Linked DNA regions of Homo sapiens: region 2 is linked to region 1. Evidence: chromatin contacts called from ENCODE Hi-C data. All regions are on one chromosome and are shown on one strand. The core of a region is the stretch at or near the end of the contact, and the rest is flanking DNA. Distances in the headings are between cores, read along the strand shown. Region 1 overlaps NID2 (nidogen 2). Region 2 overlaps PTGER2 (prostaglandin E receptor 2).

Evidence for each region. Hi-C counts contacts between places; a loop is a spot of excess contacts on that map. Pooled maps may share reads with other maps.
Region 2: a pooled map shows a loop between it and region 1 (5-fold over the local background). The contact joins two enhancer-like sites. A Hi-C loop is called at or near these places in 3 of 50 pooled maps.

The regions. Positions count from the first base shown.
Region 1 is chr14:52,022,447-52,025,133 of GRCh38, forward strand. All of the region lies in intron 12 of NID2 (nidogen 2), which reads right to left. Among named protein-coding and RNA genes, the nearest start is that of RTRAF, 34 kb to the left of the region's middle. Within about 2 kb of position 1,330, at least 3 of the 41 ENCODE cell types and tissues checked have a DNase peak (open chromatin) inside an H3K27ac peak, as active enhancers do.
Region 2 is chr14:52,327,091-52,329,777 of GRCh38, forward strand. PTGER2 (prostaglandin E receptor 2) reads left to right here. Exons shown (of 2, transcript NM_000956.4): 2 at 131-1,508. The coding sequence ends at 364. Among named protein-coding and RNA genes, the nearest start is that of PTGER2, 14 kb to the left of the region's middle. Within about 2 kb of position 1,346, at least 3 of the 41 ENCODE cell types and tissues checked have a DNase peak (open chromatin) inside an H3K27ac peak, as active enhancers do.

The sequences.
Region 1 (2,687 bases), core at 80-2,579:
TGCACAGGACATCAGATGTCAAGAGAGAAAACATGGAAAGACTTTCAGCCCCCTGGCAAGGGAGGAACTTTATTGGAGAAGGAGAAGGAGGCCACTGCTTATGCTTAGTCATTACTAGCAGGGGCCTGTAGGGACTGCTATAAAGACAAAAACGTTCAAGAAGTCGTAGAGCCCCTTTATCACTCAGGTAATGAGAGGTAGCTTAATCTCAGTGCAATCCTACACTCTATTAAGCTAGTAAAGAACCTGTTTGGAAAATGTGTTAAAAATCCTTCGAGTTCATGCTTTCGTGCTTCAACATCCTTCTCACTGCCCAAGTACTGAGCAAAACCAGCAGGAACTGTTGGATGATAAACCTAACCCCTGGCCTCGAGTTCCCCCAGGCTCCCGCCCCTTCACCACTGCCCACTTGCCTTTGAGCCCAGTGAAATTTCTTGGCATCAATTAACCTCAAACCCATCCCAGATCCCAATAAAGGATTCAACCCACAGGTCCCACTCTCTCTCTACTGCACAATCTGTTCAATTGGGCACCCTGCTGATTGTACCCCTGTATGGCATGTGGTGAACCCACTCCAGACCTGTAAGTGTAATAAACTACTTCCTTTCAAGCTTCATCCTTGCCTCCTCCTATAACCACACTGATTTTACCATACCATACCCAACATCTACCTACATTCTTGGAACAGGAAACCTGGCCAGGCACATAATGGAGATCATGCTTTCGTTATCAAAGAAGAGAGAAGCTAGGCCGGGTGTGGTGGCTGACGCCTGTAATCCCAGCACTTTGGGAGGCTGAGGGGGGTAGATCGATTGAGCTCAGGAGTTTGAGACAAGCCTGGGCAACATGATGAAACCCCATCTCTACAAGAGATACCAAAATTAGCTGGGCATGCTACTTGGGGGGGCTGAGATGTGAGGATCACTTGAGCCTGGAAGGCTGAGGCTGCAGTGAGCTGTAATCACACCACTGCCCTCCAGCCTGGGTGATAAAGTAAGACCCTGCCTAAAAAAATAAATAAATAAATAAAAATTAAAAAAAAATAAGAAAAGAAAAAACGCCAGGAAACCCAAGAAAGAATAATGTCAGTATCTTCCCTCAGGCCCCTGAGTAATGATGGCTCTGGGTAATGGGCCATCTGTAACCCAGCTTCCTCCACTCACACTTGCTCCTCCTGGGAAGGTCCCAACTCAAGACAATCTGCTTTTGCACCTGGCCAAGTCACAACAATCCAAAAGGACAAACATGTCTGAGAAATATCCAGCTCACACCAACACAAGTTTGAAATCACTCCAGATTGAGGGAAGCTGCAGAGGATTTAACTCTACTTGGATAAAAGCCTCCTGGCTAGTGACTCAGACCAGACTGAGAACCCAAATCCAAGTGCAGCCTCTCCAGGGAGCCGGTTTTTTTAACAAACTATGGCTGGAGAAAAACTCCCACACCCCCTTATTGTTAGTTTGATGGAGTAAAAGAGCATGTGCTTTAACAATGCATAGCACCCACAAAATACAGCCTCTGTTCTTTGGTCACTGAGACACATGTACCCTATGGAATGCCTTTAAATATGCACACATACACATATATTTCAATATTTATTCTTCAAGTTACTTTCATGATTAGCCTAGCCTGATTTATGCATGGGTCTTTAGGAAAATGACCATTCATTCTCTACTACTCCACAATCTGAAAGTTTAGAAGACAACTACATGGTAAGTGGCTGTGGTAGGCAGCCTCTAAGATGGCCCCCAACAGTCCCTACCTAGTGGTATTCATGGTCTTGTGTAATCCCCACCCTTTCAGTAACTTGCTTTTAATTAATAAAGCAACATTGAAGGGATGTCATTTTTGTGATTATGACTTCCATCTTGCTAGCAGACTTTCTCTGGCATTAATAAAGTAAGCTGTAGTGTTAGAGAGGCCCAAGTGGCAAGAAACTGAAGGCAGCCAACAACCAGCAAGGAACCAAGGCTTTCAATCCAATGGTCCTCAAAGAACCGAATCCTGCCCATAACCACGAGTGGATCTTTCCCCAGTTAAGCCTTCAGATGAGACCACTGACCCACCAGACACTTTGACTGTGGCCTTGTGAGAGATCCTAAAGCACAGGACCCAGCTGAGCCATTCCCAGGTCCCTGGACCACTGATATTAAATGTCTATTGCTTGAAGCTGCTACATTTTAGGGTAATTTATTATACAGCAATAGATAACCAATACACTGGGGGAAGCACCTGATGGGTTTGGCATATTTTTAGTTTGTAGGCTTTGGAAAGAATCCTAAAAGCAGAGAACCAGAAATAAAATAGGGACAATTGAAAATGACAAAAATAGGGCAAATTAAAAAATGACAATACTTAAATTCCCAATATGGAAAAGTAGTCAATTTCAGAGCCCTAACATGACCCCAGAAGGTAATCAAAGTCTTGCAGGACAAGTAGAAGAAAAAAGGAGGGAGAGAATCATTGTAGAAGTGATCAAAGCATGCAGCATCTAATCTAAATTAATATTCTGATTAACACTCATCATATCTAGGCTGAAATTAATTTCAACTTCTTTGCTTTAAACCAGAGAGCTAAGGAACTAAATATTTTAAAAGCACCATCTCTGCTGATCTGAGCAGCCAGATGTTTAAATAAATTCTACAGACAAGATTTTTCTCAGTGGATTCACATTTCTTAGAGCTGGT
Region 2 (2,687 bases), core at 96-2,595, 300 kb after region 1:
TTTCGTTCCCCACCACTACCACAGACAAAACATGGTTTTGCTTTTAAATCTCAAGACATAACATAGGGTCTAAGCCTGTCTACTGCTACGATGTAAAACTAACATCATTTTTCCCCTTTGCTTCTTACAGATTTTTGCATATATGAATGAAACCTCTTCCCGAAAGGAAAAATGGGACCTCCAAGCTCTTAGGTTTTTATCAATTAATTCAATAATTGACCCTTGGGTCTTTGCCATCCTTAGGCCTCCTGTTCTGAGACTAATGCGTTCAGTCCTCTGTTGTCGGATTTCATTAAGAACACAAGATGCAACACAAACTTCCTGTTCTACACAGTCAGATGCCAGTAAACAGGCTGACCTTTGAGGTCAGTAGTTTAAAAGTTCTTAGTTATATAGCATCTGGAAGATCATTTTGAAATTGTTCCTTGGAGAAATGAAAACAGTGTGTAAACAAAATGAAGCTGCCCTAATAAAAAGGAGTATACAAACATTTAAGCTGTGGTCAAGGCTACAGATGTGCTGACAAGGCACTTCATGTAAAGTGTCAGAAGGAGCTACAAAACCTACCCTCAGTGAGCATGGTACTTGGCCTTTGGAGGAACAATCGGCTGCATTGAAGATCCAGCTGCCTATTGATTTAAGCTTTCCTGTTGAATGACAAAGTATGTGGTTTTGTAATTTGTTTGAAACCCCAAACAGTGACTGTACTTTCTATTTTAATCTTGCTACTACCGTTATACACATATAGTGTACAGCCAGACCAGATTAAACTTCATATGTAATCTCTAGGAAGTCAATATGTGGAAGCAACCAAGCCTGCTGTCTTGTGATCACTTAGCGAACCCTTTATTTGAACAATGAAGTTGAAAATCATAGGCACCTTTTACTGTGATGTTTGTGTATGTGGGAGTACTCTCATCACTACAGTATTACTCTTACAAGAGTGGACTCAGTGGGTTAACATCAGTTTTGTTTACTCATCCTCCAGGAACTGCAGGTCAAGTTGTCAGGTTATTTATTTTATAATGTCCATATGCTAATAGTGATCAAGAAGACTTTAGGAATGGTTCTCTCAACAAGAAATAATAGAAATGTCTCAAGGCAGTTAATTCTCATTAATACTCTTTATTTATCCTATTTCTGGGGGAGGATGTACGTGGCCATGTATGAAGCCAAATATTAGGCTTAAAAACTGAAAAATCTGGTTCATTCTTCAGATATACTGGAACCCTTTTAAAGTTGATATTGGGGCCATGAGTAAAATAGATTTTATAAGATGACTGTGTTGTACCAAAATTCATCTGTCTATATTTTATTTAGGGAACATGGTTTGACTCATCTTATATGGGAAACCATGTAGCAGTGAGTCATATCTTAATATATTTCTAAATGTTTGGCATGTAAATGTAAACTCAGCATCAAAATATTTCAGTGAATTTGCACTGTTTAATCATAGTTACTGTGTAAACTCATCTGAAATGTTACAAAAATAAACTATAAAACAAAAATTTGAAAATGGAGTAGTATTTTATGAACTCCCTCAAATAACATTTTGTGATTAATATAAACATAGTATCTTTTAAATGAGTTCAAAGTGGAAAAATTATATTTAATTTGGCAGATTCGTAAAGTGTGGTTGCCAGGTTTTAAAGTGAGGTTGCAAATTAGAGTTTAAAATATTCATTATAATACTTGGTATTAGAAGATATTTTTTTCCTCCAGTTTTTACCCTTCCAGTATGATCTTTAAAATAGTAGAATCATCTTATTTTTTTCATAGTGATATTATTGGATAGCCACTCCTTAAAAAAAAAAAAGAGATGCTTGTTTTCTCCAAAGTCTCATTGAGTTGTTTATCCAAAGCTATTTCCTTTAAGCAGTTATCAAACTAGCTGATCACTTAGAATGATTTCAAACCAATCTAGGCATCAGTGTATTTTGATACAAACAATCTACGTCAAATCAGCTCTTAAGAAGAATAAATAAGTGGTTTGCTTTTCTACAAATTTAAACAAGCCAGGCAAAATTTAACTTAACTAAAATCTAGACATGTAAATAAATCTTCCCTGTCCACCAGGCATTCTAAAGTTAAGAAATTATTCTAAATGGGACTAATTAGGCCCATGGGTAATTCCTAAACATAAAATTCTGAAGTTGCTTTGAACTAGAAGATTAATTACTTTTATCAGATGACTTGTTTTTCTCCAGATGAAAATGTCAACTACAATTTTTCACCCCACCTTACTGCCCCCCTAAAATCCCAGAATAATGCCTGAGAACTGAAAACAAAAACACAAAATTGGACATAATATCACTAGCAGGAACAAAATGATTTGCTCTGGAGCCCAAAGTATAAGAATTTAAGCCACTTATTTAAGCACTGGTATATTTCTAGAACTCTGTTTCCTCATGTACTCCTGTTCCATGTACTGTGCTGAACGACTAAATCCTGGTATTTCATTTATACCAATATATATGTAGAAGGAGTTGAAAGTAAAAATACTCTGTAATAGTCATTACCTCCTATTAATGGCAATTTAAAGGTAGCTTAGAAAAAAATTACTAAAATTAGATATGTAAATATTCCCTTTCTAAAAATCCTGTCACATCAGACATACCTGTTTAAGTTACTGTTTCATCATCAAGTTAAATAAAAGAACAGAATTTACTTAGCCTGATATATTAAAG